Linked DNA regions of Homo sapiens: all the other regions are linked to region 3. Evidence: chromatin loops called from intact Hi-C (ENCODE). Cell type or tissue: PC-3. All regions are shown on one strand. Each heading gives the region's core, and the rest is flanking DNA. Links, peaks and the distances in the headings are about the cores only.

The links. Peaks named below come from ENCODE experiments on the same cell type or tissue, not always from the same donor. Only the 100,000 strongest peaks of a DNase experiment are listed, where the experiment ranks them.
Region 1: it touches region 3 in a loop (5-fold over the local background); 2 of 110 quality-filtered maps call a loop at or near these places.
Region 2: a loop joins it to region 3, with 12 times the contacts of the local background. A loop is called at or near these places in 7 of 110 quality-filtered maps.

What each region holds. Positions count from the first base shown.
Region 1 is chr7:147,239,730-147,250,667 of GRCh38, reverse strand. The region is part of intron 8 of CNTNAP2 (contactin associated protein 2); the gene reads right to left. Among named protein-coding and RNA genes, the nearest start is that of MIR548F4, 130 kb to the left of the region's middle. In PC-3, for the core only: a CTCF peak has its summit at 5,201 (motif pointing left); a DNase peak (open chromatin) is centred at 5,157.
Region 2 is chr7:148,077,626-148,088,563 of GRCh38, reverse strand. The region is part of intron 15 of CNTNAP2 (contactin associated protein 2); the gene reads right to left. Among named protein-coding and RNA genes, the nearest start is that of C7orf33, 510 kb to the left of the region's middle. In PC-3, for the core only: a CTCF peak has its summit at 4,330 (motif pointing right); a DNase peak (open chromatin) is centred at 4,313.
Region 3 is chr7:146,732,346-146,743,283 of GRCh38, reverse strand. The region is part of intron 1 of CNTNAP2 (contactin associated protein 2); the gene reads right to left. Among named protein-coding and RNA genes, the nearest start is that of CNTNAP2-AS1, 360 kb to the left of the region's middle. In PC-3, for the core only: a CTCF peak has its summit at 6,293 (motif pointing left); no DNase peak of the experiment used is centred there; H3K27ac peaks cover 634 bases.

The DNA of each region.
Region 1 (10,938 bases), core at 1,730-9,729, 510 kb before region 3:
AGGCCAGACACACACTTTTCCTCCTTCTCCTCCAAACTCCAAAGCTCTCCCTCCCCCGAAAGAGGGACTGTACTAAGACTGAGAATCCAGACACATGAGGTTGACAAGACTGTCAGATGGGGGGGTGGGGGGTGCTTAGTGGATAAGGGGCAATGATTATGTAAGTGGGAGATGATATAGCAGGAATTTCTAGAAGGATTTCAGAGGGAATTTCCCTGTAAAAATTCGATCCTCACGCTGAAGAGCCACTTCGGAATCTCCATCTGCATTTTTTTTATTATAAAAAGCTGATTCCTTTTCTCACTTTTTTTCTCCTTGCAGGTGAAAGAGATCCAAAAAGGGGCAGGTTCTCTTGATCAAAACTATCCTTCCAAAAGTTTTACTTGGAGAGGTTATTTGGGTAACAAGTTTAACATTTGCAAATCCACCACCCCCTCTTCTCCCACTTTCCCTAACATCTATTAACATATCTGGATTTGTTTTTATGGGTGTTCGCAGCCTCTGCTGGCTGATGTTAACATCACATGGGGAGCTTGTGAAGAGTAAGACCAGGGAACTACCCCATTCAGATCCACGCAATCAGAATTGGAAGGCTATGGTCTGGTATTAGAATTTTTAAAGTTTCCAGGTGATTCTGATGTGCCTCCAATGGGGAAAAAAGTCAGTTTCAATCAAATAGTCAGTTACATCTCTGTGAGACTGAGCTGTCTTTTAATCTGGATAATGAGAAAATACCTAATCCACAGGCTGATTTAGGCAGCATGAAAGCTGCGTGAGGGTTGTGTGTGCAGAGAAAAAGAAAGAAGGGCAGAGGGAGAGCTTTTCAGAAACGGAGCCTCCAGCAAAGAGCACGGAACTTTGGTAGGAAGCAATTGACTAAAATTACTGCCCAAAGTTATATCACAACTGGACTCAATCAATTATGACCTCTGACTAGTATGAAGACTGAAAACCTCAGTTTACCCAAGTCCACTGCATTTCCCAACTCCAGCTCTGAATCTTCTGTGGTGTGAGAGAGAGATTGAAGATTGGTGCTGAAACCTTTTTTTTTTTTTTTTTTTTTACCTCCAATGTCTTCCTTTATTATAGGAGACAATTTATGTTATTCAAAGGACTTTCCTAATGTGGTTTCTTTTTAATCAAGAGACCATTGTTGGTGTGTTCAAAGGTGTTAGCACTTGGATTATATTGAGAAGAGGGACAATGGTTACTTTACAAAATATTAATTTTTTTAACTTGAGAGAATTATGGTTTGAATGTCTTTCGGGGGAATAGAATGTATTGGTAGTAACTTTGATAACTTGTGCCTCTTAACGTGGTGAGTAGAACACAAATTTAGTTTAAATCTCTGCATATGCATGAACTTGAGAAAATAACACTCAGTGGCCCACATAATGATGAAATCCTATAATCACAGGCATAAAACAAGCTATTTCTTTCCTAGCCTTTCTTCTGTTTTTAACAAGTTGACTCAAAGAGTCCCTGGAAATTTTCCAAAAAATGGGCTCCTACAGCAATCATGTAATGCTTAAGTATTTTTCTTAACCCTATACAAGCTATATTGATGAAACTTGCTTTGTATTTTCAACTAATTAGGTTGGGTACAAATTTCCCTCAGTCTCTGGTATTCAGAAATTTTGTATGTGTGTGTGTGTTTTCCACCAATGCTTAAATATCAAGTTTTTTTTCTTCTCCCATAGATCAGTGGACCATTAAGGCCAGCATTGATTCAAAGTAACATTCCTGTGCTTCGTCCTGACTCAATTATAAGACAGCTTGGTCTCTTCTGTCCTAAGCTCCTTACAACCTTGTTCTCTCTTCATGCCTGTTTTCAAAACCATGTAAATAATATGCAAAGTTCTATCCCATCAAATCTAAATTTAAACCTTAGGCATTCAAAATTCATCTTCTGTAAGCAGAAGTTCTATTTCTCATTATCTTTCACTGGAGTGGCCTAATAATCATTGTTTAAATAGCAAGACTATGGGCATGCTCATCATCACCTTGTCACTTTATTCATATTGTTTGCCAAACTAGAGTAGTCTCAACTTCTTTACTAATGACAAACTGCCATGACAGCCACCGGCCCCATAAGGGACTATTAAGAGAGTTTGGTCACAAGAAAAGTAACTCATCAAACCCTTTTGTTACAGAAAATAGCTGGATGGAGAAAATACCACTGACCCTAACCCAGGACAATCCTCCTGTCTTTGAATGTCTCCATGCTGCTCACTTGCCTCCTTGCACTCAACCAAGACTGCGAAGTGTACCTGAACACCAATTAGGAGGTCTCCCACTTCCACACACAAAAAAGGGAATCCCATGGTAATAAAATGCTTTCCAGAGATTGTCTCAGTCTCTTTTAACTATATAAAACTTTCACTGCTAAAAACTTTAAACCTCTGTTGACAGAAAAGTAGCAATAGACGGGGACCTGTGCCAAATTTTGTAAATAAACAACTATTTTAAATGTGTTTCAGACTTAGTCTTTGGCACTATCTAAATCCTATAACCTTTTCGGAAGCAGTTTTGGTTCCAATGTGTGCGGTTATCCAACCTGCAATTATCCCTTTTATGTGGTATTTGCCTATTTCTACCCCTCTGTGGATACGCCCTCCCACTTCCACACAAGAATGGTAAAGTAATGGTAAGGAATTGAAAGGAGAGAAACTGTATTTTCTTTTCTTTCTGGCCTCCTCTTTATCATCCCCTTATACCTTTTTTTAAAAATTTTTTTCCTTTTCCTTTTAAAATTTCTATATACCTAAAACTGAACCTAAACGTAAGCATAAAACGTGCCCTCAATAAATGTTTTAGAGCATGCTTAACACTCTTCTCCTAAGGAAATAAGAATGAAACAGACCAGATGGCTATGTTACTTTACATATGTAACATTTAGTCCCTATGGCATTTTAACTATTCCTTTGATATTATTAGAAGAAACTTCAGTATTCCATATACTCTTGCAAATGATAAACAAAAAACTTTTAAAGGACTCAGATTTTTTTAACAGCAATGTATCTCTGTCCACTGTGGTAATCAGTCAATCTTTATCTTCAGTGTTTGAATAATATTCATAAATGTATAACCTATACTAAGTTCTTAGTAAATATCTTTGAATGCAAACATGAATGAATGTAAAAACAACTGATTGAATGAAGGAAAATCCATAGAAGATGTTTTCAAATGAGAAAAGAACTCATAGATAAGAAATAATGGGAATCTGGGAGCAGGTATAAAAATGGAAATTGAACAGAGATTAATTAGGCCATTATTCTATGGTGCCACAGATCTGTGATTCTTATTGACTGTTTTGATGGGCATTATAGTTAATGCTGGTCACCTGCCAAGGAGGTGACTTGATTCTGTTGTTTAGCAGACCTGCAAACAGTACAATGTGTCTAGCATCCTACTGAAAGCAATTTTACTCATTTGTATTACTAAGAACCCCGAGGAGAGGGGAAATAAAATTCAAATAACAAGAAATTATCTTTAATGTAAAAATGTTATAATAATATCTAGAAAATATGTCCTAGCTGGATTATTGATTTCAAAAATAGAAGCACTCTTTCTAAATCTTTATAACCTATGATATTACTTTTTATAATATTAGAAACCCCACAGGGACTGAAGTAGAGACTTGTTAAATACAGTGGAATGAAGTGAATAAAAGCTTCTTCCAACTCTGTTCAGTGATTGAGTCTCAGAAACTTTTTTGTTGGGTTTAGATTATGTTCTTTACTGTAACTTTCCAAAATAATTTGCCTTTCTTTCATTTTTCTATTTTGTCATACAAGTTTTTAGCAACTATTTTTAGTGTCACTATACAGAAACAGCATGATGTTTGATTTTATCTTGTAACTTGGTTAGGCCATGGTGGTCAGACATCACTCTGGATATTTCTGTGAGGTTATTTTAGGATGAGATTTACATTTAAGTTGCTGATTTTTAGTAAAGCAAATCACCTTCTGCTATGATCTGAATGTTTGCGTACCTCTAAAATTCATATGTGGAAGCCTAGTCACTAATGTGATATTAGGAGGCAGGACTCTTGGGAGGCGATTAGATTATGAGAACAGAACCCTCATGAGTGTAATTAATGCCCTTAGAGGCCCAGAGAATTGGCTTGCCTCTTCCATCGTATGAGGACACAGCAAAAAGACAACTCTCTACTAACCAAGAAATGGGACCTCACCAGACACTGAATCTGCCAGCAGCTTGGACTGCCCAGCCTCTAGAACTGTGAGAAATACATTTCTGTTGCATGCTATTTTGTTATAGAAGCCTGGAGAAACTAAGACATCCTTCTTATTGAGGTGAGGGTAGAGGGAGGAGAGTTCATCCAATCAGCTGAAGGCCTGAACAGAACCAAAGGTTGACCTCCCCAGGCAAGAGGATATTTAGTGAGCAGACAAGCCTTCAGATTTGATTTGCAGTAGTCTTTCTTCCCTGGGCCTCCAACGTGCTGGCCCACCTGCAAATTTTGGATATGCTATCTGCCATAATTACATGAGTCACTTCTTTAAAATAAATCTCATATATATGCCATATATATGTGTGTATATATATATATGCCATATATATGTATATATATATATGCCATATATATGTGTATATATATATGCACGTTATATGTGTATGTGTGAGTCTTATTTATATATAAGATTTTACAGAATTGTAAATATGTGTATATGTAAATATATATGCATGCATATATTTGTATATATAAATATATACATGTGTGCATATATATGTGTATACACACACACAGATACATATATCCTATTGGTTCTGTTTTCCTGAAGAACAATGACTAATGCAAACAATGACCAAAATTTGAAGATAAAAGCTGAAAGGAATTGGATTTTATTCTACAATGAAATTTTTTTTTTTTTTTTTTTTTTTTGAGACAGAGTCTTACTCTTTTGCCTAGGCTGGAGTGCAGTGGCATGATCTCAGCTTACTGCCAACATGCCACGCTAACTTTTGTATTTTTAGTAGAGATGGGGGTTTCAACCAGGTTGGCCAGGCTGGTCTTGAACTCCTGACCTCGTGCTCCACCCACCTTGGCCTCCCGACGTGCTAAGATTACAGGCATGAGCCACCGCGCCCAGCCTCTAAGATGAAATTTTATTTGAGATCTAGATCAATGAAAGCAAATGGGTTTCCTCTCAAGTGCTCCCTCTAGTGGACTGGCAGTGGCTGTCTGGACCAACCCGGGATGAAACAGCAACTGATGCTCTGTGGAGGCTGAGGTGGATTGAGGGGGCCACAGGGCTTATTTGCTACCCCACAGAGAGACGACTCCCTCCATCCCAGTAATACACTGAGGAAGGTCATTTTGTGCACAATGCATTCTCTAGAGAATTCCACTTTACACCGAGGTTTTTATTTTTAATTTTTTATTTTTTTAGAAAAGGGATATTTTCCTCTCATTTAATGGCATGATTAAAATAATTCCTTCCCAAAATGAGAATTAATACTCTTCTGAGGGCCAGCAAGGGCAAAAAAGAACAATATAATTTCTGAGTTTAGACAAAAGCAAAATTATTTTTGAAGTCGTCTAAGTATTTGGGGAAGTTGCAAAATTAAACCTCCAGAGGTTTAATGTCTTCTAAACATTTCCCTTTTAATCCCCTAAGGCCCTCTAGAAATTTCGTTTTCAGTGCCTTTTGTGGCCATATAATAAAAGTTTTCTACACTGAGGTCACTTTACCCAGCTTTACTTTCTAGAGTAAATTTTTTAATGTTGTGGACTCATATAGCTTATTAAAATGAGTAGTACTAAGAATCTAAGAAATAAGTATCTTCTATATGAGAAAACAGTCTGAGAACTATCTCTTTGCATTATATTTTTAAACAAATGATTAAAAAATATATGGGCAATAGGAAGTGATTACTTGGCCTGATCATGCTGACACCACAAAATTACAACCTCTCTTCAATCAGGTCTTAGCTCACAGAAGTCTTAAAAATCTGCTCTCCATCTACTTACCCTGCTTATCATATCATCTACCTATTTGTTATGTGTATCTCTCCCACTAAAATGTAAGTTCCTGGTGGATCATCACTTCATCTTTCTTGTTCATTGGTGTATCATCAGGACCTAAACTGGTGCCTGGCATTTACATGGAAGAAATATTTGTCCAGTGAATGGGTGGATGACTGGACTGCTTTATATTGTCAAGATTTAATCAGCCATTAAGAGAAAATTACAAGGAAATCTGAGAATTATATATCTATTTTGGAGACAAAAACTAACATTTAATATATATTTTTTTAACATATAGGGTGCTTAGTAAAGTCTACTCCTTGCAAAGAAACGTCATTTTCTTTTTATTGGCTAATGAAGGCTGCTGGCCCCTGATCTCCCAACGGGAGCTGATAAAGCGGAGATGTTCAGAAGTGGCTTTTCTTTAACCCTTCCACACTCTGTGGAGAGTAGGTTGGGTTCCTGTGTGTATCAGATAACTTTGTATATTTGAAATAGGTCTTGCCAGACCCAGGATGAAATGTACAAAGAGCAAGAATGGGAAAATGCAGCATAGTCCCCAAAGGGTGAAGTGTCTTGGGAGAGAATGACAGTTGAAGAATTTAGATTTATTAAGTCAAGAATGGAGTCCCCACCTCCACCTCAGGCAGAAACGAGTGAGAAAAGTCAGACTGATTATGTGTAAAGGAGAAATCTTCACAGAAGCAAAACTGTCTATGTCTTCAATAAGACCTATTTATTTTTATTTCTGTGAGGAAAAACCCCATAATTATAAATTACAATTTTAGTGTGTCCTTGGTGCCAACTAGATAGTAACACTGTTCAGTTTATTTAAAAAAAGAAGAAACTTTGTTCATGACAGCCCTTTGTGACCTGAAGATCTTTTAATATTTTGCAAAATGATATGTTAACCAGATAATGGAGATGTGGATAAAATGTATCAAAATTGGTGACACTGATTTGTAGGCTAGTCAGTGAGCTTCACCTAACATGAATATTTTTATCCACAAATTTTGCATTGTTAAGCAATGACCAGGACACTGATGAAAAATCAGAACATAAGCAATAGATTAAATAGATTGAATCAAGTTGATTTGTAGGTGAGCTCCTTGAGTACCCACCCACTATTTACCTTTACTTTTCCCATAATTATAAAAAGCTGTGTGACCTAAAACCTGTGCTCATGAATATTAAAAAGCACCCAATTAGAAAGTTAGAAAGTCATGTGAATTGGGAATGATGGGGGAGGAGGAAGGGTGCGTGCTGGAAGAGGACAGGTCTTCCTGTAAGTCCAGACTATCTGACACATAACATAAAAATAGAAAATTAGATAAGATAACCAAAAGAATTCTAATTTGCAACATTTAAAAAAGCAAAGCAGGCCGGGTGCGGTGGCTCACACCTGTAATCCCAACACTTTGGGAGTCCAGGGCAGGTGGATCATGAGGTCAGGAGATCGAGACCAGCCTGGCCAACATGGTGAAACCCCATCTCTACCAAAATACAAAAAAATTAGCCGGGCGTGGTGGTGGGCCCCTGTAGTCCCAGCTCTTGGGAGGCTGAGGCACGGGAATCACTTGAAACCAGGAGACGGAGGTTGCAGTGAGCTAGGATCGCACCACTGCACTCCAGCCTGGCGACAGAACAAGACTCCCTCTCAAAAAAAAAAAAAAAAAAAAAAAAAAAAATGCAAAGCATAGTGTGGAATACAACATTCAATACTTATAATGACCACAAATTCATCAAAACATGTTAAAGTACATAAGAATGGTAGCCTGAAAAAAGATCAATGGGTTGATCAAAGTCAGTGTCTCATAAGTGATTTTAAAAAGTTAATGGTAAGGAAAGGAGAATTGTTAACTTTTTACTTAGGAGGAAGGTAGAGTGGACCAAACTTTTGGGATGGGTAGAGAAATGTGCAGAGACTTCTAGTTAGCAGCCTTATTTTTAAATAGTTCCAAATTAGAATGGGGTATATTGCGAGTCAAAGAAGAAATAATAAATGGAAGAATTTAAAGTTTATATTTGATCAAAAGAGCGATAAGGAAAACTTTGAGGTACAGGCAGCAAAACGATCGGGGTACCAGTTTTTAAAAAGCTGGCAATAAGATGCAAAATAATCTGAAAAGGGAAAGGCTAGAGAATCTACCAGCCAAATGAAGACTCGTTTTCTGTCATACTACCACAGATTTCAAGGAATATACACATGGATTATAATTAAACAAAAATTCCCAAATAGAAGTTACAGAACTGGACACATGTAAAGAAGAAGCGGGTACTACTATTTATTACAGAGTTCTGGGTGCATGGACTACAGCAATGATATTTGTCCTTAATGTAGTCTAAACTTGGCAAAGGAAATGTTTTTCAGTAGAACAAAGACCTGTATTAAAAATTTGAGTATTTCTTAACAAACTTGTGTCAGAGAAAATACTGAGGTAATAAGCATTTTGGAATTCTTTTTTCACAAAGAAGAATGAATGGGGAAATAAAGATGTTGAGGTAGAATAAAAGAATCAGGACACTGAAGAAACAATGATAAAGTCGATTGCATTGTAAGGAGGAGAGAAAGTCAAAGAAAAACATTTACAAAGCGATGAAAAAATCAGGAAAAGAAGGAAATTCAAATCCAAGAGGACAGTCGGCAGTTTTGCATGGTGCGAAGAAATAAAAGTGAACATATTTGAACTCAGATTTTTTTATACATCATTCTGCTTTATAAACGTGTTTCAATAACTAGATATGAGATTAGGCTTGCCAGATTTAGCAAATAAAAACACAGTACACCAAGTCAAATTTGAATTGCATGGGCCATACTTACACTAAAACATCATTTGTTATCTGAAACTCAAATTTAACTGGGCCTCTTATTTTATCTAGCAATTCTAGATTATATTTACGAAGACTTCACCTCTCAGTTGTTTCAACATTGAAATGAGGAGTTGCAAGGATAGAGAGCAACAACAACAAAAAAAGTTCAGAAGCCTAAGAATAGGGAAGAAAAGAGCAAAACAATTTCTTTTTTTTTTTTTTTTTTTTCCTTTTTTTGAGACGGAGTCTTGCTCTGTCACCCAGGCTGGAGTGCAATGGCACGATCTCGGCTCACTTCAAGCTCCACCTCCTGGGTTCAAGAGATTCTCCTGCCTTAGCCTCCTGAGTAGCTGGGATTACAGGCGCATGCAACCACGCCCAGGTAATTTTTGTATTTTTAGTAGAGATGAGGTTTCACCATCTTGGCCAGGCTGGTCTGGAACTCCTGACCTCAACTGATCCACCTGCCTCAGCCTCCCAAAGTGCTGGCATTACAGGCAAGAGGCACCGCGCCCGGCAGAGAAAAATGATTTTCTAAAAGGAGAAACAATTAGAGCTTGTATCTAGGACCAGAGATGCCATTGCTTTGATATAAAGAGCTCAGGGAGAATGACCCAGAATTCTAACAAAGTGAAAATTGTGTTTGTCCTTGCTCTTAAAGACAGTAGCTGCCTCCATGACAGAGAGAAACGTTGTTAAAGATTGACTTGCTTCATTCTTGTACCTTGAAGCAACGTCTGATCCTAACTATGCAGTCAAATTTCAACAGCTTAATACAAATCTGATGGTCTTTTAAGTACAGATGCTCTACTGCCTGAAACTGGGCATTGCACCTGCATTATGATGTTTATTCAACCATACAAATAAACATGGAACCATTTAGTTTTACAAAATCGAGAAAACAGATGACACTGAAATAAAAGTGTCCCACCTCACCCCCAAATAAATGAATCCAAAAGGCTCAAATATATTTTCTTTTTGGTACCAAATGTCTGTATGTTTAAATGAAAGGAGTCATAATGTAGAAATAATGCCCTTCGACACAGAATTTTTATATATATCTTCAGTATTTGTTTTCTTTTACAAATATGTAATTAAACAAAGTGAGGTTGGGATAATAAACATGATGTCAGTACTCTGCTGCTGGCCAAACCAAACATTGGCTGAGACCTACTCAGTGCTGTGGGCTCCGTAACTGCAGAGTCTCCTGCAGTGAAAACTCCTAAGACAATGAGAAAGGTGACACACTGAGGGAACTCGAACACCACAGAGGCTATGGAGATAGACAGCTGAGTCAAACGTAGGTAATGTGAAATCACAGTAAGTAATTAACTTAATTGTTCACTCCAAAATTGGAAGTGAAACGCCTGGAGCTTGGGAAGGAAAATAGGAAATAAAGTTGTTTTGTTTTATTATGTTTTATGTAGATGTGTAGTGAGCTAATCACCTTGTTTATTGAGATTTTACTGTGACTGGTTTACCTGTATTTGCTCATTGCCACGACATTATAAAATAAATACTATGCATTTTCTTTTTATTAGAGACAGGGTCTCCATCTATCACCCAAGCTGGAGTGCGGTGGCACAATCATAGCTCACTGCAGCCTTGAACTCTCCAGGGTTCAAGCTATCCTCCTGCCTCAGGCCCCTGAGTAGCAGGAACGAGAGGCGCATGCCATGACACTCAGCTGATTTGTTTTTCATGTTTTTTTTGTAGAGACGGCATCTTGCTATGTTGCCAGGCTAAATACTATGGTTGTCCTCGTTCTATGGATTAAAAAAATGAGGCATAAAAAGTTTATCAGCTTTTCCAAAATCACTTGGCTAGGAAGTGGCAAAGATGAAATAATGTACACTACTTGCAGGATGGATACACCAAAATCTCATAATTCACTGCTGTATAATTCATCCATGTTACCAAAAGCCACTTGTACCCCAAAAACTTTGAAATAAAAAATATTATATATGAAAAAGATGCATTACGACTTGGAGCTCACACCTGTCATATTCATATCGCCACTTGACTCAGTATTGTGGAAAATACTTTCAATTACTGAAAAGAGGATGATGATATCTATAAAATGAATACGGTATGTTGTAGATTCATGGAAAATCATGTTGCAGGAATAGTTTAGA
Region 2 (10,938 bases), core at 918-8,917, 1.3 Mb before region 3:
GCTTATTCAATGTGTGCTGTGTAATTGTTCATAACAGTTTCTTGTGATCCTTTGGATTTCTGTGGTATAGGTTATGATGTCTCCTCTTTCATTTCTGGTTTCATTTATTTGAGTCTTCTCTTTTTTTTTCTTAGTCTAGCCAAAATTTTATTGATTTTGTTTATTTTTTTCCAGAAAACCAACTTGTAGTTTTGTTGATCTTTTCTGTTTTTAAGTTTCTATTTCATTGATTGCTGCTCTAATCTTTGTTTCCTTCCATCTAGTAACTTTGGGTTTATTGGAGAGGTTGTAGATTTTATTAAGGGTTTGAAGTAGCTGATTCATACAAATATAAAAACTAAAGAAATATCAATGAAGGTCATAGTTTATACTAATTCATTGGAGGTGGGAAAGCAAAATGCAAAACATATTGACCATCAGTGCTAGATACAAGGATTCAACTTGCTGCTGGAAATAGCATGTGTGCTATTGCACACATGCATTTTGTGAAAGTATACATGGTTTGGAACCCTACAGAACTAGGCATAAGAAATCTTTCCAAATAATTCCCCTAAGCAGAAAGAAGAGGGTCAAATATTTCAATTCCAAAATAAAAGTTTTCATTTTCAATAAAATCACATAATTTGAGAAAAGTAGAGCATAGCAATATATAATCTTATTTGGAAAAAATTACTGTGAGCTTATGACATTAAAATAACTTGTATTTTCCATCTCTGACATTAGTAAATATAGTTAAGCAGCAGCACTGGTTTTACTTACCATCAACTCTCCTGTTTATCCCTAGTTCCCAGATTTTGGACTTTAATAGTATTCTCTACTACTCTTTACTACTTATGGTAGGGAAGCTGATTCCATGTTTTGGGGCAGTAAAACAAAACAAATTGGAATGAGTCTGGGACATCTTGTTATTGCTAGAAAACAAATATGTTTTTAAGAATGTTGGAGACTGTACTAAAACACTAAAAAATCAATGGAGTCAAGTTAAAGAGATTCCTGCTGATCAAATTTCGATGATTTGATGAGAGAGAGGGAGAAAGTGAGCATGAATTATGGTTGACTGAAAGAAGTTGGGTCTAGTCTGAAAGGTCATTAGCTTAAAATGATGCTTGAGAGAGAAAAGTTAATATAAGCCATATAAAAAGATAGTTATAATTTAAAGAAGGGTAAATGAAATAGGGTATGTTTAATGGGGATTTAATATATGTGGGTATTTTATTTCCTATGAAAACAAATTTATATTCCTTACTATATAGTCGCTATAGTGGGTAGTACAATAGACACAAAAATAGGAAGTCAAGTTTCCCTTAAAACTTAGTATCATAATGAAATCAGAAAGACTAACAACATGGGGCCCCACATAATAACTGGATAGGAATGAAGACTAGCATTTTATTGGTACCAGTGACCACGCTGTAGAAAGAAATCAATGGTGATCTCAAAAATGATAGTTCGGGCACGTGTTCTGAGGAGGAGGACTGAAAGGTAGACTCAATGCATTATCTCCTAGGAGGAAATTCTTCAATGGCCCTAATAATCTTAATAAACTATTTTTTTAAATTTCCAAGAAGGTATTCCAACAGGCCAAGTCTATATATCACAACGATGGGATAATGAAATGGGATTTGCAACACTGCTCAAATCAGTTGTGAAGACATCATGGTAGTAACGCACCATTGTAAAAATAAAAAAAAACAATTTGATATATGTGGATTTAAGTGCAGCTTAATCTGATGATGACTGGCTAGTGTCTGAATCTCCTTAGACACCTGGATCTGTGTCCTCACCAAGAATCAGCTGGATCCTGACACAGATCCTGCAGTTGGCTGCTCTCAGGTAGTTAGTTTTCATTTGGATATGGTAATATTTTTGAACCCTAAGAAGCTATAAAAATAGAAAAATAGCTGATATGTTAAGAATATAACCCAGGAAAAGACTAAGAAGAAAAATGTGAGTCCGGACAAGGGTCACATTCACTATATTAGCACATTTATAACTGATTTTAATCTAAAAATACTGATTACCTTTGTATTTACAACAATTTTGTGAGAGTTTTGCATATTGAAATGCATTTAAAATATTTAGGAAAATTAGATACATCAAAATTTTTATTTCAATGAAATGCTTAGAGACATTGTGATCAATATTTCAGTGTTTGGAAAATTTAATTTGTTGGAGCACTAGTTTTTGATTGTTAGTTGCATTGAGTAGATAAGTAACCTATAGATACTTGAGAAATGTTGATACTTTTGTTTAAATAAATGTATATTATTTAATTCATAAAACTAAAAAATGGGCATTAAAGAAAGTGCAAAGAGAAGTGTTTCTAAAAGCAAAAGAGGTCTTTCTAAAACCCCTTTGTCATCAATTATCATAACTATCAATTATCATAAGGACATAGTTTCAAATCCCCCTCAACACACCAAGTAATTGTGCTCAATTTCTAGTTGGGCAAACTAAACTTCCTGAGACTCCTTTTTCTTCTGTGTATTACATCTGAAGGTTGTTTCATAAGAAAATAAGACATTTAATAATTTAAGAGAGACAGATCTAGGCTTAGAACTGGTAAAAAGTAGAAATTCAATAAATGCAATAGAAAGGTGACTGAAAATTTAATATGGCAGAATAACTTGATTGAAAAATGGTTGTCTGTGTCATAGTATCATTTCCTTCATTTAATTGGTTATAAGGCCAGGCTTGGTGGCTCACACCTGCTATCCCAACACTTGGGAGGCCAAGGTGGGAGGATCACCCAGGAGTTCGAGGCTGAAGTGTGCCATGTTCATGCCACTGCACTCCAGCCTGGGCAACAGAGCAAGACAGACTGACAGGAAGGAAGGAGGGAAGGAAGGAAGGAAGGAAGGAAGGAAGGGAAAGAGAAAAAAGAAAGGAAGAAAGAATATATTTAATCATAGAAGATTCTCAGATTGTCAAAATTTCAAAATTATAAAATGAATGAAAATTTGATTAAAAGTTCAGAAATCACGGTACTAACTAATAATCTTTTCAATTTGGGAGCTGAAAAACACGGGTATTCTTTTAAAATTAGTTCAGATACAGCACTTAGAGGGGTTAGTCAATTGGTGTATATGTAATATGTATGTATATATGTATATTTAATAGAAGAGATTTTACAAGGCCTTTAAACTTGTGAGAATAAAAAACTATTTTGAAAAGCTATGTTGATGCTTAACAACCCAAGCTATATCCTTATAAAATAGAAAAATTCACATTTGAAGCTCAATCCTTAAGAATCATCATTTTTCTCATAAAATTTTCTGAGCTTTATATAATAGCCCTAGGCAGGAACACATCTGACTTGTACTGAATTTTTAGACCTCGATGTATTTACATAAATAATCCAAAGGGAAATAGGTTGTTTCCAACAGCTTTAATTAGTTTTCCATATATATAGGTCATAACTGGGTTTTACTTAGATATTACATTTAGTAATGGCTGTTAAATATAAATTGAGTGTGTACCTGGGAGCATTAATTCATAGACATCTCACAAAGAATATGGAACATCAACACAGCTTTCCCATTACTCAAACTTTTATCACTAGCCTGAAATTGACCGACTAAATGACTGTCGTGGGTAACACATAATGCTGTAAAACTTATTACAGAATAAAAAGCTTGAGGGATCATTGGAGTGTTTAACATCAGGACTGGCTTGTTTTCCCATTACACTTGATAAAAGAACCAGCCAAATTGCCTTGAATGAAACTTTATTAAACAAACAATGTCAGTTCTATACCTATGCACTCCTCTAGGAGAGTGTGGATTATTTTGATCATAATAAGAGCACTTCCCAGCCCTTCCTCATGATTTCTCTGGACAAGAGACCCAAATGATTAGCATGTAAATGACCTGTCATATTATTAAATTGTTATTGCAGTGAATTAATACAATTAAGCAAGTAATATAATTTCAGTGCAATCTTCTTTACATTAAAATGCCATTCCCTTCTTTCTTCCTGTCTAGCATAGCAAAAAAGAGGAAAGAAAAAAGAAAGAAAGAAAAAAGGAAGAAAGAAAAGATAATGATTTTAAAGAATTTTCAGCAAAGAATTATATTCAAGGTCTGAGAGCCACAAGAGTCTAAAGATAAAAGAAGAGAAAAATGCTCTGGGCTTCCGACCTGTGACATTCTGCACAGTCCCGGGGCAGAGAGCCAAGCCTCTACTGTTTTGCTGCCAGGGAGTTTAATAGAAAGATCTGCTCTTTGATCACTGTGTGGGATTCTGTGACTGAGGAAGAGCCCTGGCCCCTCTCCTAGCACCACCAAAGCCTCTGTAAAACTCTTATGTGGCTTCCACCAGGTGGCAGCAGGAAACAAGGTTTGCACAAAAATTGATGTCTTGGTCTAGAGTAATGAACGCATTAAAAGAAAAATGAATTGCCACAGTCCTGTGAGAATTCATATTAACAAACTCTGCTTTAAGAAAATAAAGTCTCCTGTGAAAATTTTTCTCAAGTGTGAGTTGTTGCAGCAAAAGAGAAATTTCAACTTTCAGGGGATCTTAAAATCAGAATGTAACATTTTGGAAACAGACGGATCTGTGATACTACATCTATGGTCACCTACGGAGTGTCAGATCCTGGTTTAAAAAGCACTGGCTTAAATGGTAAGGAAAGAAGGTATTTTTTTCTCTTTCCCTCTTAAGAAAACAAGTGCAATTCATGGAGACTCTTAGTTATGTAATTTCTAGAAATTAACACAAGTGACAGATAAAGGATTTGCTGAGTACACAGTAGGTATTCATTAAGTAATTGTATTTCTTTCTGCACTTTTGCAGAAAGTGTGAGTCTCCAAAGACTCCTGCGTCCCCAGAGACTTCTGAGAGGCTCTAGAGATAAGTCACATAACTGCCAAGCTTGAATGTTCTAAGAAATAAACATTATCAACCTCTTCCTTCAAATGCCAGTATTTTATTTCATGCATAAAAGGAAAGGTATGCAGAATGTTTGAATGTTTCTGCCCTTGGTGGAAATAGGGACTGCTAGTCTCTTCAGGGAGTAAAACATGTAAATCTCAGTCCACTTTCTCCTCTCTGCCTCTGGTTTCAGTCACCTTCTCTTCCACATGCTAACCTACCTGTGACTCCTAATTCTTCACTCCCACCCTCGGAATGTGCATCATTCCTGCCTCGTTTTCTCCCTTACAAATGTGTTCATGCTATGAAGGGAACCGAAGTGGAGTCAGAAGAAACCCACTGCCCCCCACTCTGCAACCTTATGTCATTTCTCTAATGTTATTATGAAAGGTAACTGAGAAAATGTCAGTGTCAGCCATAAATTATCATGTGCATTTAAGAAAATCATTATTTTTGAGCGTCTTCCTATGTTGCTTTCCTTCTGCTTTCAGGTATCTCCCATCTCGACAAAGCAACACAACAAAGCAATGGGATAAATCTGCTGTCCCCTTAGGGTGCAGATCCTCTTCATCCACTGATCTGGAGTGGACAGTATACACCAGTGTCCTGTATACCCTCTTTATTTCCCCTTGTCTTTTATAATGTGACTGTCCCAGAATCTAAAGCTAATGAAGTGCATTCTCTACAACCACCAAGAGAATCCCAAAGTTCAGGCCGGGTGCAGTGGGTCACGCCTGTAATCTCAGCACTTTGGGAGGCAGAGGCAGGTGGATCACGAGGTCAAGAGATCGACACCAGCCTGGCCAACATGGTGAAACCTCATCTCTACTAAAAATACAAAAATTAGCTGGGCGTGGTGGCACACACCTGTAGTCCCAGCTATTTGGGAGGCTGAGGCAGGAGAATTGCTTGAACGCAGGAGGTGGAGGTTGCAATAAGCTGAGATGGTGCCATTGCACTCCACGCTGGTGACAGAGTGAGACTCTGTCACAAAACAAAAAAAAAGAAAGAAAATCTCAAACTTCAAATCCAATGGCCTTTCCTTGGTCCTCATTCTCTTTGCTTTCTCCTTAAACCTGCGAATCCCCCACCTCCCTGAAGCTCTCTCTCTTGACTTTCATACCACAATGAGCGTCCTGGTTCTCTTCCACATCAGCTTTATTTGATGCCTTTTGCGTCTCTGACCACACTCCTCCTCTATCTCCTTCCCTAGCCTCGCCTCATATGCCTTTGCTGTGGATATTACAAGAGATGCAATCAATAAGTGTTCCCTCCAAGTTGCTCCTCCCATAACTCATAAGAGAAAAACCTCACTAGCTTGGATTTTCCCCTGGGCTTCAGTCTAGCGTCCTCAGTTTCTGGGTGTTCACTGGATGCCCTTCAGCCCTTGTCATCTGGGCCAAAATACAAGTATTGTTCTAGTTCTGTTGGTCCCAACCCTGACTTAACCCTTTTAGCTTTTATCCACAGCCACTCAGTTCCACTGTTGTGATTCTTATTTTGAAATGGCTCATATATCTCTTCCATTCATTCATCTCTTCCTTTCATTCTATTCCTACTGCAATGCCCTTCTTTAAAAGCCGGCCTGATGACTCCCACCTGTAATCCCAGTGCTTTGGGAGGCCAAGGCAGGAGAATCCCTTGAGCCCAGAAGTTCAAGACCGGCCTGAGCAATGTAGTAAGACTCCCATATCTATAAAACATTTAAAAAATTAAAAAAAACAAGCAAACAAAACAATGCCCTTCTCTATGCTTACTCCATCTATCAGCCTATATCTGGTTACTCGCCTTTCCATAACCAACTCCTCCAATCTTGCTCTCGCAAGCCCACTTTCTCACATACATTCATGCCATGAAGTCTTCCCAAATCACTGTCATTTATCATATGCTCGGGAAAAATTACTACCCCCTCAGGCCTCAGTTTCCTGGAGACATGTTTCTTCTCCTTGCCATTCATCCTCCTCTGAGGCTTAGTTCAGATATCCTCTCCTCTCTGTTAGTCAGGGTTCTCTAGAGGGACAGAACTAATAAAATAGATATATATATGGAAATTTATTAAATATTAACTCACATGATTACAATAGGCCATCCGCAAGCTGAAGAGCAAAGAGAGCCAGTCCAATCCCAAAACTGAAGAACCAGGGGTCCAATGTTTGAGGGCAGGAAGCATCAAGCATGGGAGAAAGAGGTAGGCTGGGAGGCTAGGCCAGTCTAGTCTTTTCAAGGTTTTTCTGCCTGCTTTATATTCTAGCCGTGCTGGCAGCCGATTAGATGGTGCCCACCCAGATTAAGGGTGGGTCGGCCTTTTGCAGCCCACGGACTCAAATGTTAATCTCCTTTGGCAACACTCTCACATACACACCCAAGATCAATACTTTGCATCCTTCAATCCAATCACGTTGACACTCAGTATTAACTATCACACCCTCCATGAAGCTTTCTCAGGTCCCCCTCACCCAATAAAAAAATCACACTTTGGAATAGAATAGCCCTTACTTTTCCAGTACACAGTGGCCTACTATGAATTGCATCATTTTGCTTAAGATACTAACTTCTTCACATGTTTCTTTGTCATTGAGATTTTACATTTCTTTAGGGAAGTCTGTGCGTCTTATCCTTGTTTCCATTGCAGTACTTAGCAGATGCATGATATAAATGCTCAACACATAAAGATATACCATCTGTATGCACGGTTTCCACCTATGCCTTGAGTCTCCTTTATTCTTTCCTCCCCGTCTCTAACACCTAAGAATCCATCCACATACATATTTTTGTGAAAGAATACAATGAAAATAGCTGTATGATGAGGACAATTCACACAGCTTTGAGAATGCACTTCCTCATCTGCAAACAAGATCCCCACGTATGTTGACATTTGAGATTTGTTTCCTCACATTTCCCCCCCTGCTCTATAATTTTGATCACTGATACCAGTAAAAGTGTTCCTAGATAAAATATGCATTGCATAGTGAAGGTCTAAATTAAACAGTTTTTGGATTATTACCATTCTTTGGCAAGGCATAGGTAGGTAGTGCATCAGGCTTTATCAGTTTTCTTTTCTTTTCTTTTTTTTTTTTTTTTTTTGAGATGGAGTCTTGCTCTGTTGCCCAGGCTGGAGTGCAGTGGTGCAATCTCGGCTCGCTGCAAGCTCTGTCTCCCAGGTTTATGCCATTCTCCTGCCTCAGTCTCCTGAGTAGCTGGGACTACAGGCGCCGCCACCACGCCAGGCTAATTTTGTTGTATTTTTAGTAGAGATGGGGCTTCACCGTGTTAGCCAGGACGGTCTCGATCTCCTGACCTCGTGATCCGCCTGCCTCAGCCTCCCAAAGTGCTGGGATTACAGGCTTGAGCCACCGTGCCCGGCCGCTTTATCAGTTTTCTTAGGGGCATTTACACCAAAAGCTGATCACTTGAATGGATAAGTTTATCAGTCAGGATGAGCTGGGCTTTGCTGCAGGACAAACAACCCTGACATCTTAGTGGCTTAACAAGGCAAATGTTTATTTCTTGCATCTGCTATATGCTCATTGTAAGACAGGCTCCCCACTATGTCATCTTTACTCTGGGGTGCAGGATGAAGCTGACAGAACCACAATCAACCTGGAGTGTTGCTGTTTGCAGTGATGGCTGACTCTCATAGGGAGACAACTTGGTGAACTGCACATTAGCTCTTAGAGACTTTGGCACAACAGTGATACAGGTTACTTCTGCCTCCACATCATAAGCCAAAAATAACATTTTAAGCCCCACAGCCATCTGAATTGGCCTCTCCTCTCAGCCAAGGGCATTCCAAAGTTAACCTGAAAAACTAGTTCAGGTCATGATGGGGAGTGGGGGTTGCACATGCCTCATTATACCCTCCTCCCTTTGGAATCCAGGCACAGCTGACCAGCATTAACATTAATAGAGATCTTAAGACTTTCTGTAGCAATAAGACACCCAAATCCAGCCTGACTCTAGTATAGCATTACATGACAGATAGCAGGTCCTGAAAGAAATCCAAGTATTTTGTCTTAAAATATATTTCTTTGGCAATTTTTGAAATGGCCCTGCAAAGCTGTCTCTTGTGGGGAAAAATCTAACTTCTGTAGAGAATCCCTTTCCATTTCCAGGTCTTTTCCCTAATCCAGGAGAGAATTCACTGAGTCTGGCACCTTTTTAAGTCTGATAAGAAACATTTACAATCTATTCTCTCCAAAGCCGGCTACCTGTAGGCTTTGTATAATAAGAGCCTTGGTCTCTACAACCACTTATCTTAATCCAGACACTCCCTTCTATGGATTCCAGATCTTTAGATAAACTCAACCAATTGAAATTACAATAGGACATCTGGGCAACATCATGAGAATCTGCCTATGACCTGGAAGGCCCCCTTCTACCCTTGGCTTCCAGTTGTCCTGCTTTTCCAGACAAAACCAAAGTATATCTTACATGTATCGAGTGATGTCTTATGTCCCCCTAAAATGTATAAAACCAAGCTGTAGCCCGACCACCTTGGGCACATGTTTTCAGGATTTCCCGGGACCATTGGTCACTCATATTTGGCTCAGAAGAAATCTCTTCAAATATTTTACAGAATTTGACTCTTTCTGTTGACAACATCATAGACCCAGGCAAGTCACATGCCATACAGATCTACAATTCAAGCAACGATATGCAGTGAGAATTATTCAAGATGTAGACACCACCATTCAATCACTAGAAAAATGTGCCCATTTCTTCCTCATTTTTCCCTTCTACAAATACTGTTCATAGGTTGAAAAAGCTATTTGTTGTGACATTTCTAACAAATTTGAGAGAAAGTAAACATGTTTTAAAATCTAGATTTCAATGTATTTATTATTTTTAAAAATATGTAATTTTTTCTTCTCGGAAAATCAAGTTAAAAATGTCAAAAATCTATTCTCAGGCTGGGCATGATGGCTTATGCCTATAATCCCAGCACTTCAGGAGGCCGAGGCTGGTGGATCATCTGAGGTCAGGGGTTAGAGACCAGCCTGGACAACATGGTGAAACCCTGTCTCTACTAAAAATACAAAGATTAGCTGGGCATGGTGGTGGGCACCTGTAATCCCAACTACTCAGGAGGCTGAGGCAGGAGAATCGTTTGAACCTGGGAGGTGGAAGTTGCAGTGAGCCGAGATGGCACCATTGCACTCCAGCCTGGGCAACAAAAATGAAACTCGGCCTAATATATATATATTCTCAAATCATAGGTGTAAAAAAAATGTTAAAAATAAGTATTTAAAACTCATTATTATTTTAGATTGGATGAAATAGAGAACAGGAAAATTATGCAATTTAAAAGAAGTGGCCAGGTGGGGTGGCTCAATGCCTTGCTCAACGCCTGTAATCGCAGAACTTTGGAAGGTCAAGGCAGGCAGATCACTTGATGCCAGAAGTTTGAGACAAGCCTGGCCAACATGGCAAAATGCCATCTCTACTAAAAATACAAAAATGAGCCTGGCATGCTGGCATGCACCTGTAATCCCAGCTACTTGAGAGGCTGAGGCATGAGAATCGCTTGAACCCAGGAGGTGGAGGTTGCAGTGAGCTGAGATCACACCACTGCACTCCAGCCTGGGTGACAGAGCAAGATTCTGTCTAAAAAAAAAACAAAACAATGATTATGTTTTTGGGTACATTAATCTTTTTAATATCTGAAACCATACTCTATTAAAATTAATATTGTAATATTCTATTAAAGTTGAATCCAATTATAGTAACTCTGTGGTATAATCCCAGACTTTGTATGAGAAGGAGTTTATTTTGGCAGTAAAACTGGTAAGAAAAACAAGAACAGAATAAATCATCAGAAGCTTGCTGAATTTTATTTTTAAACAAAATAGTGTATATCAACTTCTAATTGGTAACTTGTATGTATGTAACATAATAGGAAATACTTGAATAAGGTCCTTGTTTATTTTCTAGTTTAGGCCAATTCTAAAGAGTTACAATTAGCCAGGTGATACTTTTACTGATGAGACAATTCAGTCAAAATGTGTAATTGTACTGCCTCCATTTAGTCTTGAGTGTATAGTTTTATATCCGAAAAAAAGAAAG
Region 3 (10,938 bases), core at 1,436-9,435:
TCCCTTGTCATAGAATACCTGTTTGTACCTCCTATGGACTCTGACATGTGTTCTCCATAATAATAAGAAAAAGGAAATTTTAATTCTACAACACAAGCATTGTTTTTTTACTAATCAATTTCACTATGTCAGAGTGGATAGCATACTGATTGATGTATCAAACTTAATACTGGATTTCACATTCCAGAAAAGAAATAGCATGAAATACCTATCAGGGTTTCGATGCAGACATCTAAAATAAAATTAAAAAAAAAGATTTCACTATTTTTAGCCAAATATTTTTCTGAAAAAAATCTAATTTCTAATGAGTTCTATACTTTTTTTAAAAAAATGAAGGCTATTCAACCTTTAGAATTTTAGTCTTCTTTATGGAATCTATGAGAATATGAGAAATAGCTTTAAAATATTTGTACATATGCCTATATCAACTGTGAGTACCAAAAATCAATGTGCCTAAAAATGACACACAATTTTCAACTAAATACTAGCTCGTTTCCCGAATATATCTATTACAGTACTAATCGTTTAAACTGTGTATATCAGTCATCTTTGACATTTTTTCTCCAGTCTTTACATCTAGTAAATCATTGATTTTTTACTCTTCTCTCATTACCTACTTAAATCTTCTTCATTCCCTCTGAAATCAATTCATACTTATCCTATTGTACAGCCTTCTGATTTCTCTCTCTGCTGCTAATCTTCCGCTCTTCAGTCCGTTCTAAGGACAACCCCATGCTAATCTCTCAAAAGAGTTGACTTAAAATTATCACCTCATACATAAACTTTACAGTTGTTCATTATTACACTCTGGACTGGCATTGAAGACCCCAATTTATATTTTTTACCCTTACCATTTTTATAAGTTTTCTATATGATCCTTATGATCCGATTAATCTTGCCTATTCTTCCGTGAGTTCTGAAGGCTAAAGGTGAACATACTGGTGGTCAGTGGTTGGCAGTGGAATGTGAAAAGTACTCCTAAAGAAGACTTTAAGTATGATGGAAAATTACCCTGGACATCTATCCCCATTATATCCAGCTGATACTTTAGATAAATGTTATTTATTTAGTTTATGAAGAAATAAATAAAATAAACAAAAGACTGCAAAATAAGCAATCAGTAAACCATGAAAGTAAAGGCAGATGGACAAAAATGCCACAAACTGGCTCACTGGAACACTGCCAAAACTAGCTTAAATTTTCTTTTTTTTTTTTTAACACAGTCTAAAAGGAGAAGCAAGAGAATGAAAGCACATAATTATTGTTTTGTTCAGTAAGGAGAGTTTATTATATGGCTTGAAAAACAGCACATCACATCTAACAAAGTTAATCACTTCATGCCTGGATTATTGCTATTGCCTCTTGTTAGGGTTTTTTCCTTCCAATTTTTTATATTTCCTAATTATCCTCTAGCTCCATCCTTCGGTACCCTCTCCATTCCTGCTGCAATCTCATTATAGAATGTATTCTTATTTCCTACTACCATCTGGATCACTTTCATCTCCTTGCCAGCACTTGCGGCCTCATGCAATATTCAAATCTGTGTCTTATATCCTTCATATTAACCTTTTATTTTGGTTGTATGTATATGATTCCTCACCCTCCATGCCCATTCCTAAATCAGCCATGTTGCTCATAATATTTTCCCATCGAAAATTCCCTTCACAGTCTTCACCATAAATTCATATCCTTTGTCTTTTCGGGAACAGCTATTATTCTCTGTGCTCTGGTCTTTCTAACTCCTGTTTGCTTATCTTCTTTGTCAAGCTTATTGCCAATACACTATTATGTATAAATTTCATTCACAATACATTTCTAATAAGCTAACAATTTTACCAGCAAAATTATAAGCTCGTTGTGTCTAGGCACCCATCTTTGCAATTCTCCTGTGGATGATAATATCCAGCACAGCAACAGATGAGCAGTCAAAAATGCCTTGTGGGAGCCAGACAGTGGAGTAGGACTCTCCAGCAAGCATCCCTTCACAGAAACATCAATCTGAACAGCTATCTATGCACAAAAATAACGTCACAAGGGCTAGGATCTTTTTACCACGTGAGAGATCACAGTGCCTCGTTGTAGTACAATAATAAGAAAAGACACATTGAAAGGGTAGGAATCACAGTTTTACAATACCCACATCACCCCTCTCCCAACCCCAGGCAGCACAGTATGGAAAGAGATGCCATCCACTAGATAGAATGAAAGGGATGTGAGCACAGGATTTTTCCTGGACACAACACTGGGTACTCACAGGAAAACTCTGCACCAGCAGACCCCTCATAGCTCCATATTCCGAACCAGTACCAGCAGACTGAGCCTATAGACCCACCAGGACACCAGGTCTCACCAGGTGAGACCACATAGCCTCACACTTTAAGCTTGCTTAGTGAAATTTATCTCTGGCCTACACAACTGCCATATTGACATCAGTGGTCCCAGGCTTTGGGTAGCCCTCAGGAGCAAGCAATTCTCAGAGGCTGTGGGCTTCCAGCCAAACACAACACCTAGCCTGCTGTAGTGGGTTCCAGGCTTTTGGCAGTGTCATGCCAGTCACAGCTGTCCAGGGATTCTGGCATGCCCCAGCATTGTACCAGCTAAAGCAGGACCCAGGATTCTGGCAGTGCTACACTGGTCAACACTGGCTCAGGAGTCTGATGCGCCCCAGAACTATGCCTGCCACAAGGCTTTCCTAGAAAAAGCAAGACTATAAAAATTGGAATAAGCAATGACTTCCCATGCACAGGCTTTGACATAGAAGTACAAAGATCAGAACAATGAGAATCATGACAACACCAAACAGATATTTTAAGGTGCCAGTGACATCATACAGAAATAGCAATACATGAAGTGCCTGAAAATAATATAAAATAACCATTTTAAAGAAGCTCGGAGAACTTCAAAAAATACAGAGAAGTGAACAAAATAAAACAATAATAATAATAAGTAAAAAAATGAGAAATTCATTAGAGGGATTAAATTAAAAAAAAAAACAGAAATCCTGGAGCTGAAAAATACAATGAAAGACAAACAATACAATAGAGAGCATCAAAAGAAAAACTGAACAAGCAGAAAACAATATTTGTGAACTTACAGACAGGTTATTTGAAAATATAAAGTCAGAAGAAAAAAATAAAGAATGACAAGGACTGAAAAAAAGCTTATGAAACTTATGTGACAGCATCAAAAAGGCAAATTTTCATATCACAGGATTTAAATGGTATGTCTATGGGAAACTCACTTTGCCTGTAAAAATACACATAGACTGAAATTGAATAAATAGAAAAATATATTCCATGCAAGTAGAAACCAAAAGAGAATAGAAGTAGCTATATTTATATAAGATTAAATGGACTCCAAGTCAAAAACTGTAAAAAGGTAAAAATAAGTCATTATTTAATAATAAAGGGGTTAATTCAGCAAGAGGATATAACAATTGTAAATACGTATGTACCCATAACTGGAGCACCTAAATATACAAACCAAGTATTAATATACTTAAAAAGAGATATAGACTGCAATAAAACAATAGTAGGAGATTTACAACCCATTTACAGCAATGGACAGATCACCCAGGCAGAAAACAAAGAAACTTACACTTGAACTACATTCTAGATCAAATGTATGTAACAGACATATAAATAACATTCCATCCAACAACTACAGAATAAGCATTATTCTATGCATATTCATTCTCTAAAATAGATCATATGGTAGGCCACAATTCATAAAAAATCAGAATTTTGAAATGATACCAAGTATCTTTTATGACTATAATAATATAAAACTAGAAATCAATAGTTTGATTGAACAGGGGAAACTTCAGAAAATTTACAAATGCATGGAAATTAAAGAACGTGCTTCTGAACAATCAATGAGTCTGTGAAAAAATGTTCATGAAAACTTTAAAAAATTTCTTGAGACCAGTGAAAATGGAAACACAAAATACCAAAACCCCTGGGAGAGCAAAAGCAATTCTAAGAATTACTTTATCCATTCTAAGAAGTTTTATAGCAATAAATGCCTATATCAAAAAAGAAGATCTCAAGTAAATGACCTAACATTGCACCTCAAGAAACTTGAAAAACAAAAACAAACTAAGTCCAAAGTTAGTAGAAAGATGAAAATAATAAGGACCAGGGCAGAAATCAATAAAATAGAGACTAGAAAAGTGATAGAAAAGATCAACAAAACTAAGAGTTGATTTTTTTAGAAAGATAAACAAAATCAACAAATCTTTAGTTAGCCTAAGAAAGGCAGAAAGAGAAAGACTAAGTCAGAAACAAAGAGACGAGACGTTATAACTGATGCAACAGAAATACAAAGGATCATCAAAGACTATTATGAAAAATTATACACCAAAAAATTGGATAACCTAGCTTAACTGGATTAATTCCTTGATATACACCATCTACCAAGAGTGAATTATGAAAAAAAAAAAACAGAAAATCTTAACAGACCAATAACAAGTAAGGAGATTAAATCAGTAATAAAATGTCTACCGTCAAAGAAGAGCCCAGAACCTGATAGCTGTTTGGAAAATTGAATATTCACATGTGAAATGATGAAATTACATCCCCATCTCACACCATATACAAAAATCAACTCAAAATGGATTAAATACTTAAATCTAAGACCCACAACTTTGAGACTACTAGATAAATACATAGAAGAAAGCATTTTTATATTGGTCAGGGCAATAAAACTTTTTAGATATGACATCAAAAGCACAGGCAGCAAAAGTAAAAATATACAAATGGGAACGCATGAAACATAAAAGCTTCTGCAGAGGTAAAGGAACAATAAACAAAACGAAGAGAAAATCTACTGAATGGAAGACACTATTTGCAAACTATATGTCTGATAAAAGGTTAACATTCAAAATACATAAGGTACTCAAACAAGTCAACAGCAACAATAAAATAGCCTGATTTAAAAATGGGCAAAATATCTGAATAGGCATTTCTCAAAAGAAAGCATAGAAATAGCCAACAGGTATATGAAAAAAAATGTTGAACATCACTATTATCAGATAAATGCAAATTAAAACCCAATGAGATATCACCTTATACCTGTTAGAATGGCTATTATCAAAATGAGAAAGTGTAAGTATTGGTGAGGATGTGGAGAAAAAGAACCCATGCACACTATTTGTGGGAATATAAATTAGTACAATTGTGAAAAACAGGATGGAGGCTCCTCAACAAATTGAAAATAGAATTACCATATGATACAGAAATCCCACTACTAGGCATATTCCAAAGGAAGTGAAATCAGTATTTTGAAAACATATCTGCACTCCCATGTTTATTGCAGCATTATTCACAATAGCTAAGATATTGAATCAGCTTAAGCATCTATCAAAGGATGAATGGATAAAGCAAATGTGGTATGTGTGTTTGTATATCTATCTATATGCACGCACACACACAATAGAATACAATTCACCCATTAAAAAAGAACGAAGTGTTATCATTTGCAGTAACATGGATGAACCTGAAGGACATTATGTTAAGTAAAATAAATCAGGCACAGAAAGACAAAAGACAAAATATCTGAATAGGCATTTCTCAAAAGAAGGCATACAAATGGCCAACAGGTATATGAAAAAAATGTTCATCATCACTGATTATCAGATAAATGCAAATTAAAACCCAATGAGATCTCACCTTATACTTGTTACACATAAGTTATAAGCGTATAATAAGGTACGTTATGTATAACCTGTACATAAGGCACTTTATGCATAACCCGTTATACCTGTTCCATCTCATTCATATGTGGAATCTAAGAAAGTTCATCCCATAGAAATAAAATAAATAAAATGCTGGTTACCAGGGGCTAGGGTTTCTGGTGGGGAATGAGGAGGTATTCATTAAAGGATACAAAATTTCAGTTAACAGAAGTTATAAATTCAAGAGTTCTATTGTATAACATGGTGACTATAATTAATAATATACTAGGTCCTTCAAAAATACTGAGTTGAAGTGAAGTTTTCTCACTACAAAAAAGATAACTATGTGAGGTAATGCATAGAATAGTTAGCCAGATTTAGTCATTTCACAATGTACATATATATCAAAACATCATGTTGTACACAATAAATACATTTTGCCTGTTACTATAAATAAAAATATGTCTTGTAACTGAGTTCCAAAGTAACTGAAAAAAATAACATTCTTAATTTATTTTTTGGATGCTTTGAAGTATCACGTAAATAATAATCATATTTAGAATTTATTTTTCTTCACACATTATTTGATTAATTCCTTTCACAATAGAAAGTAAACTTACGGCTAAAAGCTCCCTCTACTGGTTCTCTCTAACATACCTGAATAAAAGTTTATATATATATATGTGTGTATATTTTAAAATTATATATCTCTAATAGATATTTCCTAAAGTCATTAATTTATTGAAAAGGCAGAAAACTCAACAATGTTACTTTTTTACTTTTCTGTGACCTTACTCATATGATCCAGTTTCTGAAGAATCTATGTTCTATTGTTCTTAATCCTTTATTTCTTCAGATGAAGCATTTGATTATTTTTCTGTCCATAAACTGTAATGCATCATCCGTAGACCCGCAACCATGCTTAGCACTTCAGTATTTCCTGGGAGGCAGTGCAGCACAGCGGTTGAGAGCTGGAACCCTGGAGTGCAGCTGCCTCACTCTGAATCATCTCTGCCCTTTAGTAGCAGCAACTAACAGTCAAGTTAGTTAATATCTACTTGTGTCAGTTGCCTCATGAAAGATAGGTAAATAACAACAGTTCTTCCCTCAGATGTGGTGGTAGGTTTTCAATGTTCAGGTAAAACACATAGTTCAGGAAAACACTTAGCACAAGGAAATAATCAATCCTCAAATCCTCACAGGCAATGTCTCAGTGCCCCATCAAAAGCAGAGAATAAGGACACCTGACTGAGTCTTTTTTTCCCATTGTCTTTGACTTTTTTTTATAGTTCTGAACTGCCACAATTTTGCTGCCAAGATTCTTATACAATTATCCTTTGGTATCCGCAGAAGATTAGTTCCAGGACCCTGCTCCATATGAAACTCCAGGAATGCTCAAATCCCTTATGTCAAACGGCCCAGTGTTTGCATATAACCTATCCACATCCTCCCTCATACTATAAACCATTTCCAGATTACTAATACAATATACATGCCATATGAATAATTGTTATATTGTATTCTTATGAGTTATTTGTGTGGTTTTTTTATTTTGGCTTGTAATTGACCTATAATAATTGTACACATTTAGGGTGTACAAAGTGATATTTCAGTGCACTTATACAATAGGTAATGATCAAATCAGAGTAAGTAGCATATCTGTCACTTGGAACATTTATCATCTCTTAATGTTGGGAACGTTCGAAATCCTCTCTTCTAGCTATTTGAAAATATAGACTAAATTATTTTTAACTACAGTCACCCTAACGTGCTATAGAACACTAGAAGTTATTCCCGCTCTCTAGCTAAAATTTTACGTCTGTTAACCAATCTCTCCCTATTACCCTCTACTCTTCCAAGCTGCTAGTAACTACAGTTCTATTCTCTACACATATATATGCATATGTATATATATGCACATACATATACATGTATATAAATAGCTATAAACATAGATAAGTAATACAGAGAAGGTAGAGGTGTATAGCCACAATGTATATTTAAATATATACATTTATATATACATGTTTCAAACCAAGTTGTTGGTGTTTTTTTGAGACAGAGTCTTGCTCTGTTGCCCAGGCTGGAGTGCAGTGGCGCTATCTCGGCTCACTGCAAGCTCCGCCTCCCGGGTTCACGCCATTCTCCTGCCTCAGCCTCCCAAGTAGCTGGGACTACAGGCCCCCGCCACAACGCCTGGCTAGTTGTTTTTGTATTTTTTAGTAGAGACAGGGTTTCACCGTGTTAGCCAGGATGGTCTCGATCTCCTGACCTCGTCATCTGCCCGTCTCGGCCTCCCAAAGTGCCGGGATTACAGGCGTGAGCCACCGTGCCTGGCCACAAACTAAGTTTTTAAAAGCTCTAATGTAAAACCATATTGACTGGTTTTCTGGTAAGAATGGCATTTTCAGGAATTTATATTTATCACTGAATGGTAAAATTACAAAGATTTTTCAAAAAAAGATGTATGCTTTCTGTATAATACCGGATTGTTAATACTGCTTACAGTGAAGGTCATTCCAATAACAATTTGTTTTGATCATCATGATATTTTGAAAACATTTCAGCATATTTTCAAAAGACTCTTTCAAAATTTAGATTTCATGGTTAAACATCTGGATTTCTTTCTCGGTTCATTTAGCTGTGTTTAATATATACACGCTGTACTCCTTCAGAAAATAAAAATAGATTTTGTGAACACTCCAGAGGTGAAAGATAACAGCATTACTCAAAATTAAGGATTTTGGAAAACTCAGTTTGGACACAGTTTTAATTTTGGAAAACACATCGAGATTCCTTGAGGAGAGGATATTATGCATATTTTAGCATCATTAAGTAATGGCAGAGTTTCAGAATTATGAAGCATGTTCAAAATTCATTTGTTCAAGTACAAGTAACATCACAAATATTTAAAAATATTTAGAATCTAATATTAGTATATCTTGCATTATGTAGTTTAAAATATTGGTTCAGACCTCTTACCTTTAGACCATACCACATTTTAATCTATTTCCTTGATGTAGGATATGTTGATTTCCTCAGAATCTCTGTTGTCTAAATTTTGTGTGACACCTACAGTCAGTTCTAGAACCTCACATAAGATAATTTTCTGTGTGATAATATCATCATTCCTTCTTATAGATTTTGAACTAGGTTGTTGAACATAAATCTTCAGATATACTTTATGCTTTTTTATTGTTATTATTTGGGATTTCTTTATACTAAATTCTGTGCATTTTCTTCTTCTCAGTCACTCCCATTAGGTGAACTCCTAACATGCTTTTTGAAAACAATTTTAACTCTCTATATATTTATATTAATAAAACAGCTCAACAATATATAGCTCTATACCCAGCCTTGAAAAATAATAATACACATTTCTCCAGTTGGGGTCAAATATAGGAAAAACTAAGCTGCTGCCAGCCTATGAATTTGTCTCACCTACTGTACCTCTGTACCTCACCTTTTATTAGTACTGGGTAATGGAAAAACATCCTGTATTTTGGTGACCAAAATCATAGGTACAAGCTACCAGCATCTTTATTATTATTATTTTAAGCAAGGGAACACCAGTTAATGTGAACTGACTCATTAAATATCTATAAGAAATTAATGTACCAATGTAGCCAGCATCTTGAAAATAAATGCTAAATGAAGAGAGGGTAAGGAGATGGGTTTATGTTTTATAGAGAATATTTGAGCATGCAGCCTGCAAAAACAGAAAAAGAACTATGAAACTCTCATACCATGGACATGGTCAAGTAACAGATGTGGAAATGAAAGCCTCTTCTCTGTGACTTCATTTATCCTATTTCTACCCTCAAACAGTATTTCCTTTCTCTCATCTCTCCTCAAGTCTTGTCTGGCTCCTTTTCTCTCTTCCTTTTCCTCATTTATATTTCTTTCTCAGTCCTGGCTCTTCCTCCATGACTGCACATCCTCATCAGTCAATCTTAAGTGCCAGCAAGCAGCAACTTTTTAAATGTCAGTTTATTCGCTATAGGAAAGGGTAGTCAAACTAAGTAAATGTCACTTAATCTTATTATAATATGAGACTGTACTAGTTCAAACAAATTAGCAAAATAGTCTGAGTTATTTCAAAATCTAAAGTTAGATTTTTTAAAACATGGTTTAAAATTTAAATTTTAAAATGAATTTAAATGTATATATTTTATTTCTTGTTTTTTGTTTTTTGCAGTTAATTATAAAACACTATAAATAATAAGCAAACGAATAAAATGACAACTGAAAAGAATAATGCTTCATCCCCAAATATTCTGTTTTTATGATTTATTTCCTATGTAAATATTTATTTTGATGGGAAATAGGTAAATTTGACATTGGTCAAGTTTGTAGCTGTCACAGTTTCAAATTACTAAGGGTCTGGATTCCTGAATGTTTGACTAAACTGAATAAGTACCTATTTCCCGTGGGCTCTTGAAAGAGTAGCTCTTAGCAAAATCAGTCTATTTAGCTCATCAGAGACTTTTTAGCCAGCATAGGATTTCCATTCTCAATCCCAATTAATATCTTTTCTATTAGTGGTCTATGATTATATATTAGTGCAGTCTATTTTTTATGATTAGAATATCAACTTTTGAAAATGTAGTTTCTTTTATACATACACAGTCACACTTTCACCCTGTATCCTTGGGAATTCAACCAACTGCAGATTGAAAATACATATTTGAAAATACAAAACCATTAAAATCACAATAATAAAAAATAATGCAAATAGCAATACAATATAGCAACTATCAATACAGCATCTACATTGTATTAGGTATTACAAGTAATCTAGAGATGATTTAAAGTATACAGGAAGATGTGTGCAGGTTATAGAAAATACTATGCCATTTAAAATAAAGAACTGAAGCATCCGATTTTGGATTTTGAATCTTGTTATCTATGGGGTCATGGAACCAATTCCCCCACGGATAATGAGGGACAACTGTATTTCTTTTTGGTATGATGGCCAAATCAGTGTTAAAGAATGGTTCAAAATCTATCATCTGGAACAGAAGAACAACATGAGTAAACCTTTGAATTATAAATGCATTGAAGTTATCTCTCTTCTTTAAAAATGCAGTAGAATATCATATACAACACACAAAAAAATGAAGAAGGCAATTCCAACAAGAGAGGAAAATAGAGCTGAGAAAAGCATCTGACATACAATATTTTCCTCACTGACTTACTGGTTAGCAGCAAGGAGTACACGATAAATTTCAAGTTTAACTGGAACAGCAAGGTGAATTTATGGT